Regions from separate parts of the Homo sapiens genome. Here region 2 is linked to region 1. Evidence: read pairs that join two places in POLR2A ChIA-PET (ENCODE). Cell type or tissue: A673. All regions are shown on one strand. Links, peaks and the distances in the headings refer to the core of each region. The heading gives the core; the rest is flanking DNA. Region 1 overlaps PHF21A (PHD finger protein 21A). Region 2 overlaps AMBRA1 (autophagy and beclin 1 regulator 1).

The links. Peaks named below come from ENCODE experiments on the same cell type or tissue, not always from the same donor. Only the 100,000 strongest peaks of a DNase experiment are listed, where the experiment ranks them.
Region 2: POLR2A ChIA-PET joins it to region 1 with 9 read pairs; 1 of 35 experiments calls an interaction of 5 or more read pairs at or near these places.

What each region holds. Positions count from the first base shown.
Region 1 is chr11:46,105,884-46,111,266 of GRCh38, forward strand. All of the region lies in intron 1 of PHF21A (PHD finger protein 21A), which reads right to left. Among named protein-coding and RNA genes, the nearest start is that of PHF21A, 13 kb to the right of the region's middle. In A673, for the core only: no CTCF peak of the experiment used is centred there; a DNase peak (open chromatin) is centred at 848; H3K27ac peaks cover 676 bases.
Region 2 is chr11:46,511,919-46,517,301 of GRCh38, forward strand. AMBRA1 (autophagy and beclin 1 regulator 1) reads right to left here. Exons shown (of 18, transcript NM_001387011.1): 8 at 809-895. Among named protein-coding and RNA genes, the nearest start is that of MIR3160-1, 63 kb to the left of the region's middle. In A673, for the core only: no CTCF peak of the experiment used is centred there; a DNase peak (open chromatin) is centred at 2,153.

The DNA.
Region 1 (5,383 bases), core at 83-5,082:
ACTATTGCAGTATAAGTTATTGGGCTTTTTATACTAATATCTAATAGCATGACAATGTATTTAATTACACAAATATAAGTATTAGGCACGGATTTAATATTTGTATACTAACATGTAATATACAGAAAATAAATACAAGGAACAGGACTGGACCTAAAGGTACTGAGAACCTGACACAATGAAAACAGGAACTATTGCAGCTCCCTCCATTGACATCGTAAAGTTGCCACATTTTCTGGGCTCTCTTTTGAATTAATGTGGCATCTGTTCCAAGTACAGCATGCTAACATTTTACTAAAAGATATTTTCATTCTACATTTGTATCTGATTTGCTTTTTATTTGAACTCCTGTTTTATTTCAATGGTCATTATTTCTTTATACCAAGTTGTCAATTTGGCATTCCTAATCTATCTCCCCTGAGCACAAAAGGGTGGGGGGGAACCATCAGCTTAAAACTCTCTAACAGCAATAATTACAATATGTTTTGCATATAGATTAAATAAAGAAAATAAACAGCACAAAGATTTTTGTAGGCTTTTTAGTATCAAGTCCTGATAAGTTAACGGCATCTGTTCCTTTCAGAAAAAGAATTCTGCTCTGAGGTGTTGGGGGTTGGGGGAAGTAAACAAATACTAAATAGAATAATTCAAGTTACAAAGTTTGGTCTTCGAGATATGATGATTTCAATAATTTGCACATATCCAACTCCATCCACTGATAATTGCTTTTTAAGACATCTTCAAAAATGCTGTAGCAACAAGCCAAATACAACCACTTGTACTTAACATGCATGCTGCATACTCCACAATGTTACGTCACATCAGGCACAGAGAAGACGCTTACCAAGCTATCCTGCGTTCTATAAACTGCCTAACAACAGAAAAAGGCACTGCCATCTCAATGGGAGTAGAAGCTATCAGGGCAGGCAGCCCTTTCCCTTTTGGTCAACTCTGAGGAAAACAAGTAAGGTTTATATTTCTGTCTTTTAAAGCTCACCTCTCTCCAGGCCTATACTTTGAATCCTTCAGCCTTTCACAGAAAGAAAGGCTGTTTCTTTAAAATTAAAAAGCTGCAAAAGATCACTCCAACTTAAAAGTCCCACACCTTTTACCAACTGTCCTCCAGCTGTCCCCACGGCTGCCTCTTCTGCAGGAAGAATGGCCTATCTTGAGCACTCATCTCCAAGTGGGTGTGGGTACCCTGAGGAAGGGAGCCACTGGGAAGAAATTATTACAACTTATATTTTAAAATCTCATCCTTTTAAAAATTTCAAATTTCCTATATGTTTGACAACATGCATAAAACACTAGTTTAGACTATCATACATTTAACTGGTAACCATAATTTTTAAAAGTGTAGAGAGTACTGGTCAAGATGACTGAGTCTAGAATAAAAAAGGAAAACTAGGCTCTACCACTAACTTAGTCAAATTCTTGTCTCTCAGTTTCACCATCCATAACATTAATTGAGCCCTCTGTACACTATTAGACTAGAATGAACAAGAATAAAATACTCTGTAGGACATGGTCTGAGCCACTCAAAAGGAAAAGCATATTTATGAATGCTACCAATGAGAAAAACTAAACTTGGCTGGTAAAAAACGTTGACTACTCTATAGTTTAAATAAACTGCTACATTCTACCAGGTCCAATTCTTAGAATTTTACGGCAAGGCTTTAGCACTTCGTGGATCTAAAGAAGCATAAAGCACCTTAGATGCAAGGAGTGTATTCTAGGATTAGAAAGGCTTTTTTAAAAACTTTTATAACGAAAACTTTTTATTACCTGTGTAACAAAATTTTTTAATTTAAAAATTACAACAGTGAATTATCACTAATAATCTCAGCAACAAGTTAAAACTCTCAAAGCTGGAATCAAGAGTTCTATTTAATGTAGATTATAAGGCCTTTAGTATGTCTTTCTAAATATAATGCCAGAAAAAATGAACAGCACTCAAATAACTTACTTTTTTTTTTTAACTGCGTTAAAAAATACTGAGTTATCAGCATAGCATTTGGTAGTGGTTGAGTGAGTAGGGATAGGTGATGGGGATGAGGTCAGCCCACACTACTCACATGAAGTTGTGAAGACCAGGACTAATTCCTATGTAGGGTATCTTTACGCTGATTAAGCAGTACTACTTTGAGTTTCTATTAATTAAAATATTACATGTATTATCTTGGTTTTAAAATCCTACTTTTTATTTTTTCTTTTTTACAGGTTTGCCCCAATTCTTGCCTATTTACTTTGTAAATGTGAAATAAATGTGTCCTAACAACCAAGAAGAGAGATTACCAGTTTTTTTAAATGTTATTTGAAAACACAATTGCTCTCTTTATAAGTAGCTACTAGAATAAACTAGAATCATTTAATTCAGAAATGATGCCTCCTAAATTACTTATATAGGACAGAAAACAATGTTGTCATTTTAAACTGATTTTTTTTTAAGTTTAAAAAATAACAATGACCATTTCCTAAAGCATGAGGTACAATCAATCTAAGGCATTAGGTTTGGAATCTTAATGTATAAATCTTACCCACCTCTCTTCCTCCAACCTTACTCCCACTTCCCACATGAGCCCTATTTTCAAAAATAAACAAGTTTTTTAAATAGTCACCTGGAAAAAAGTAAACTTTGAGAGTATTATGGTATAATTAAACTTCTTTAAAAATGTGTGTGTGTGTATATATATATATATATATAAAATACATATGTAAATGCACAGGAAAAGTTTAAAAGTAGGATGAGAACGGAATGACTAATTTTCTACTTTATACGTATCTATATTGCTAGAATGACTTTCTAACTTAGATGCACAGCTTTTGTAATATTTCTTGAAAGGACACTTATCTAACACTCTAAAACGTTGATCGTTATATAAGGACTGACTGAAATAGTGAATGTAAACCATTTGCACCTACTAAAAAAAGTATTAAACTAACTTACACTGTGCTTTATAAAGTGCCCAACTTCCAAACTTTAAGAAATAGCTATTAGACCCCACCCCATGCTACGCACTATGCTTGGCAATGGATATACAAGGATAAACAAAGCAGGCACTGTCCCAAATGTCTTCATTTCCATCCCATTCCAATGTTTACTATTTTCAAACTACTCAACCTAACCCAACCAAAATCAACATGAAACAGCCTCAAAATGATACACTGTAGCTGTGGCCATTTCAGTAAATTGAAAACTTCTTTAGTAATTCATTTCTAGGTATCTATGGGAATTACATAGTTTAGTATAGCATTTTGGACATTTAAGAGCAAGGGCTCAGGAATCAAACCTGGGCTTGAATCCAGGTTGTATCATTTGTTACCTATGTGATCCGAGGGAAACCTCTACTTCCTCATTTGTAAAATGGAGGTAGGATAATAATAGTAAATCCTCAGAATATTGCTGTGAGGATTAAAACTAAATAAGATCCTATGTGTAAAAAGGCTTAGCACTATACATAATAAACACTCTTTATTATTGATGACAACAGATAAACCTAAGGTACAAAAACCGTTCACAACTTGTCAAACATTTAAAATCTATGTCATTTCTCCAAAATGTGTGTATGTCACTTCTCCAAACACAAATATATATATTTATGTAAGTTTGTATATTAACACATAAAAATAAAATTTATATAGTTAGTAAAATAAAATTTTTAAAACACAAAAGCTCATAATTAAAATTTTTCATTCCCATGACAACACACCAGTACATTTATATTTATAATATACACACAAATGTACCAATGTGTATACTGTTAAGAACTACACCATAAACACACACGTAAACACATGTCAAGAATTTGTCTATTGGGCCAGGCGTGGTGGTTTAGGCCTGTAATCCCAGCACTTTGGGAAGGTGAGGCAGGTGGATCACTTGAGATCAGGAGTTAGAGACCAGTCTACCCAACATGGTGAAACCGTCTCTACTGAAAATACAAAAATTAGCCGGGTGTGGTGGCACATGCCTGTAGTCCCAACTACTCGGGAAGGCTGAGGAAGGAGAATCACTTGAACCTAGGAGGTAGTGGTTGCAGTGAGCTGAGATGGCCCCCCTGCACTCCAGCCTGGGCAACAGGGCAAGACTCCGTGTCAAAAAAAAAAAAAAAAAGTACTGGTCTATTGGGAGCAGGGTGGATCACTAATTTTTTGGTTCTAACTCATTATTTAAAATTGTATAATATTAATATTATTAACATGATACAGATAAATATCTTAAAACCCAGCCCCTTATTGCTGATTAAAAATTCAATTTACATACACAACTTTAGTAATATAAAGTACATTCATGAGTATTATCTTATCTAATCCTTTTAATATCATAGTGAAGCAGGCCCTTATTATTATCCCCATTTTACCACTGGGTAAACTAAAGCCCAGCAAGGATGAACTTCCCAAGAGTGTACAGCTACGTGACAGGAGTACACTTAAGACCAAGTCTTCTGACATCATCACAACTGTTTCCTTTATACTGGCCTGGGGCATTTCATTAAAAAAGAAAACTGTGTTCAATAATTTAGGTGTGTCAAAGGTCTCTATACTGAATCTACATGGCTGCCCAGTTTTACTCTCCTTATTTCCTCTCCTGATTTCCAACTTTAGTATTTCAGTAATCACATGGGTACATATAATGATAAAAATATGGAATGAGAATTCCTACAAACCTGATATTTTCTATATTGGCCATTAACACCAGGGACTATTTTTCTCCTTATATTTAGCCCTTTGTATTAACTCCTTTGTAACTGCTGAATTTATTTCATTTTAATATTAGGTCTTGAAAAGACAAATTGATGTCATATAAATAAAACAGCTTATAAAGTAGAAGCATATCAGACCAGATTCCATACATTTTGGACACATCTAAGGAATCTATTTAATGTCTAATCTACATATTAACAATTTTTTTTTTTTTTTGAGACAGAGTCTTGCTCTGTCTCCCAGGCTGGAGTGCAATGGCACAACCGCAGCTCACTGCAACCTCCGCCTTCTGGGTTCAAGCGATTCTCCTGCCTCAGCCTCCCGAGTAGCTGGGATTACAGGCACCTGCCACCACGCCCAGCTAATTTTCTATTTTCAGTAGAGATGAGGTTTTGCCATGTTGGCCAGGCTGGTCTCGAACTCTTGACCTCAGGTGATCCACCCGCCTCAGCCTACCAAAGAGCTGGGATTACAGGCGTGAGCCACCGCGCCTGGCCATATTAACAAATTTTAAATCACAACTATGTGGGGGGGGAGGCTAGTATTATTACAGCAGATTGGTTTGCTATATAAACAAGTACTTTAAAAAATATTTCTTGGGCCAGGCGTGGTGGCTCACGCCTGTAATCCCAGCACTTTGGGAGGCCGAGGTGGGCAGATCACTTGAGGCCAAGAGTTA
Region 2 (5,383 bases), core at 52-5,051, 410 kb after region 1:
ATCTCTGCTCACTGCAACCTCTGCCTTCCTAGTTCAAGTGATTCTCCTGCCTCAGCCTCCCAAGTAGCTGGGATTACAGGCATCTGCCAACATGCCCAGCTAATTTTTTGTATTTTTAGTAGAGACGGGGTTTTGCCATGTTGGCCAGGCTGGTCTTGAACTCCTGACCTCAAGTGATTTGCCCGCCTCAGCCTCCCAAAGTGATGGGATTACAGGCGTGAGCCACCATGCCCAGCCTCAAATGTCTTCTAATAAGTGTAAGGCAAGCACTTTAATAAAATGCCAACTTGTTTTATCCATTTACTCCTTCTTCGGTCGTCTCTTCCTTTGGGCAGTCTCCAAAAATGTCAATACCTGAAGGAGCTTGACTTCTGCCTTTTGATATTCTAAATTCCCTCTCAAATGACAGCAAATTGGGTTTTTTGTTTAATCTATACATAATTTCCCTATAAATTAAAAACATTTTGTTCCCCTGTTGGCTGTCCATCTGAATGACAACAGCCTCTCTGGCCAACAGAAAAAGAGTATCCTATGACTACCTGTGGCCTCTCCAGGTTCCTCCTCTAGCACCACACTTGCGGAAATGAGTCCCAAAGGACAAGAGCTTGGTCATAACCCTCTGTCACCAGAGGTACTGTTCACTTACCTGCAATACTTCCCCATCACCTGAACCACCTGTCTCAAAACTGTAACTGAAGAATAAAAGAGCACCAGGACCAGAGAGGCACAGAACGGAGCTTCCAACAGTGTGGCAACCCCAAGGGCCGCCCCTCCCCCCACCTAGTGCCATTTCTCACTTTGGCCTTACCTCGCTGGGTCTGGGTAAATTGGGTGCTCTCTGGATCCTGCTCCATCATAACGGGATAATGAAATGAGGGAAGATTCCAGCAGCCTCCTAGCAGAGATTAAAAAAATGGCAATAATCCCTGTCAATTACCAACTCAGAGGTCATTCATAAGGAAAAATGAGGGAGAGATATATAACTTTCCCCTTTTGCAGCCAGCTAACGCCTGTTATCTGGGATCACACCCTTCTACAAGCTAAGTAGGTAGAGACACAAATAAATGAAGAGCTGCAAAACTCCCACACTGGACATGACCACTGCATTCTGCTGAATACTGCTCTTCAATGAGAAATGAACAAGTGCTTCAGAGACATGATCTTCTTTCTATTTGCAGTACCTCCAGTAGACAAATAGAAGGTTCGGATCAACACAGGAGTGAAAAATTAGGCACACACAGAGATTATCACATAGTGCTAACATTTATCTTGTTGTTTGGTTCCTCCATGCCATCATCATCCACATCTACTTCCTGTCTATCCATTCTGCTCTGCCTACGCTCTTTTTTCTTTTTTTTTTTTTTGTGAGAATTGAGTACTCCTCAGATATATAACTATAATATATCTATTAAAAATATAAATATATATAAGAGTACTCCATAGGCTTTCAACTGACAACGTTTACTTATATAATCTAGCCCAATAACAAACTCAACTGATCATATGTGATACGTACATTTTATTGAACACTTTTTTTGATGCCAGGTAATAGGTAATACTGAGCACTTCATATGTATTTGTTTAAACCTCACCACAACCTAGAAAGGTAGGTATGACTACATACATGAGAACACTGGGCCCAGAAGTTAAAGTGTATCACTCTGTGGCACATAACTATTAAGAGATAGTAACAGGACTCCAGGGAAGGCCTGTCTTAACTCCAAAATGCCTCAAATCTCTATTTTGTACTGCAAGACCTTCCACGGTCCAGGCAGGAAGCAAGAGCATATGTATTCAATGGAGACTGACAAACAGGAAGGTCTGTGGCCCATCATTTAGCTCCAGCCAATTGTTACTAAGCTAGAATATAGGCTCAGTATTGCTGGCTTTTCCTATTTTTTAAGGAAAGCTAGAAATCTGGAATTTTGTATAAAATCTCCTGATTGTTAAATTTTAGCTACAACTTTTTTTTTTTTTTTTTAAACAACAAGGGCCAGTCAGAACACGTATAATAAACACGGCCCAGGGGCTCCCTGGTTTGCATGTCTGACATGGTGCTTCCCAACTCACATGTGCCTTGGCAGCCAATCAAGCTCCTGCCCCAGAACATGTTTCAAAGGAAATGGTCTCAGAGAGGAACGCATATTGTTCCTCTCCAGCAGCATCTTGCCTGCCTTTCCTAGGAACAGGTCCCTGGCTCCCTGCCAGACTCTTCTTTAAAGCAGACCTGCAGGATAAGGACAGCAGCTACCAATCTTTTCCAATTGATTTAATTCAATTCACTGTTACTAAAACCATCTGGCTTTAGGTATAGTCCTGTGCGGTCACTTTATTCCAGCAACTGGCCCACTGCAGTACTTCCCCTAACAGCCTGGGGAAGAGACATAGCAAAGGCCCTAACAACCTGGCTTGCAACCTTTCCTGCCCAGGACAACCAACTATCAAGTAATGTTTTCTCTCTAGACAAGGCCTATATCCCCATACTTAGACACTTGTAACAATCCTACCACTGAACAGAGAGAACACAATGTAAACAAGGAGGAAGAGAGGAAAGCAATAAAATACATCTCTCTGGTTGAAAGACTAAATCTTCAGTAACATCACTGTGGTTCAAATGTGGCAGAAATGCTGTTTCATCAATTCTAAGACACACTTTTCACCTTTGAATGTGTCTGAGGTTGGGGTGTATTTTACAGTTGTGTGACACAGTTTAATTGGCAGGATTTTTTTTTTTTTGATAGAGACAGAGTCTGGCTATGTTGCCCAGGCTGGTCTCAAACTCCTAGCCTCAAGTGATCCTCCTGCCTCGGCCTCCCAAAGTCCCAGGATTACAGCCATAAGTCACTGTGCCTGCCCACTGGCAGGATTTTTTCATGATTTCATAGGAACACATAAAATAACGGCATGTCTTTGAGTCTTTTAAAATACAGAATGTGTGGGACAGGTAAGGGTAGTGAGAGATACAGAGTCTGGGAAAAAAGGAAAATCAAAATTTTGAGAAGAGTATTCAGGTCATTTATGCCATCTTATATAGTACTTATTTATCATTTAACAAACCAGTTCTTCAGGAACTGGGTGTGAGTTGAAGAATGGAAGCAAGGTCTGGGAGCAGCTGACTATCCTAGAATACCTAGAAGCTTGTTCCACCCTAAAGTGCTCTGGAGTTAGTCCTGAATGTCACCACCTGTTGTGTTATCCTCCAAGTGGTCGTTTAGTAAGCTGAGGCCCTTTGGCAAGCAGCATCCTCCACAGTGACCAAAAAACATCCTTCTTGGCTGGGCGTGGTGCCTCACGCCTGTAATCCCAACACTTTGGGAGGCCAGATGGGTGAACTGCCTGAGCTCAGGAGTTCAAGACCAGCCTGGGCAACATGGTGAGACTCCATCTCTACTAAAATACAAAAAAGTAGCCAGGCGTGGTGGTGCGTGCCTATAATCCCAGCTATTTGGAAGGCTGAGGCACGAGAATCACTTGAACCTGGGAGGCAGAGGTTGCAGTGAGCTGAGATCGCACTACTGCACTCCAGACTGGGTGACAGAGTGAGACTGCATCTCAAAACAAACAAACAAACAAACAAACAAACAAAAATACATCCTTCTTAAAGAAACTAATTATGGTAACAAAAGCAAATATTACCCCCAATCTGCTAAGGCAATGACAGTACTGAGTGAGATGAGATGATTTATTAGGAATGCTGTAAAGGAGATTCCTGATCTGAAGGGTTTGCATTAGGTAACTTCAGTTTTAATGACTCCATTTTTATTTTTTATTTTTTGAGACGCAGTCTCACTCTGTCACCCAGGCTGAAGTGCAGTGGCGCAATCTTGGCTCACTGCAACCTCCGCCTCCTGGGTTCAAGCGATTCTCCTGCCTCAGCCTCCTGAGTAGCTGGGATTAAAGGCATGCGCCACCACACCCGGCTAATTTTTGTACTTTTAGTAGAGATGGGGTTTCACCATGTTGGTCAGGCTGGTCTCAAACTCCTGACCTTCTGATCCGCCCGCTTTGGCCTCCCAAAGTGCTGGGATTACAGGTGTGAGCCACTGTGCTGGCCTTAATGACTCCATTTTACAATCCTAAAAGTCTATTTCCCACCTTAACTTCCTACCTTAATTAGGAAGACTTCTTTAAGTTGGAATAGACCCAAAATATGAAGCTTTGTTGCTGGAGAGTCTCTGATGAGGTTCTTTTGGAACACGCATCCCCTGTGCCTACTTACTACGGAATGTGTTGGCAACATTTGCTGCCCAGACAATATAGTGGAACTGGCAAGCCACATATATATGTCACTTTACTGCTAATGCACAAAAGCAGGAAAGCCAATCACCATGAATACACATATACACTGATGAAACATCAGTTCTTCATAGTTACAATACGAGTACTATCTGGAGTAAAAATAGGCTTCTCCAATTGGTGTGGAATAAAGAACTAGAGTTACTAGATGAGTAAACATCCTAGGAATGTTTACCACCATTGCTAGGAACCTCAAAGAAAGATCTTTCTTTTTTTTTTTTTTTTTTTTTTTTTGAGACGGTGTCTCGCTCTGTTGCCCAGGCTGGAGTGCAGTGGCACGATCTCGGCTCACTGCAAGCTCCGCCTCCTGGGTTCGAGCCATTCTCCTGCCTCAGCCTCCCAAGTAGCTGGGACTACAGGCACCTGCCACCATGCCTGGCTAATTTCTTTTTGTATTTTTAGTAGAGACAGGGTTTCACCGTGTTAGCCAGGATGGTCTTGATCTCCTGACCTCATGATCCGCCCACCTCGGCCTCCCAAAGTGCTGGGATTACAGGCGTGACCCACTGCGCCCGGCCAAAAGATCTTTCTTTCCCAGTGTTAGCCTGTTACAGACAGCTGTCAACGGGAAATGGTAGGAGAAAATTGAATGCGATGGCAGTTCTGCACATTCTGCTGTGACCACCACAAACTTGACTTGACTTAATCTATCACAAGAAATCAGGGAGGGCCTAGGAAGGGCTCAGACAAGCTTGTTCAGGTTCGAAGCTGCTATCACTGAAGCTGAAGAAAAAAAAAATACAAAAACACAATACAACCAAACAAAATACTTCCTTGTTTTCTCTACTTGCCTGGTTCATTTTATACACCACTGGTGTCCAAGTGAGGTATACGAGGGGTTGTGCTATTTGATCCATTGGACAGCAAGGGGGAAATATTACAACTTCTGCTATATAATATATAATCATAACACACATGGATTACTCAAAAGCTTTTTTTTTTTTTTTTTTTGAGATGGAGTTTCCCTCTTTTGCCCAGGCTGGAGTGCAATGGTGCAATCTCGGCTCACTGCAACCTCCGCCTCCCGGGTTCAAGTGATTCTCTTGCCTCAGCCTCCCAAGTAGCTGGGATTACAGGCGTCCACCAC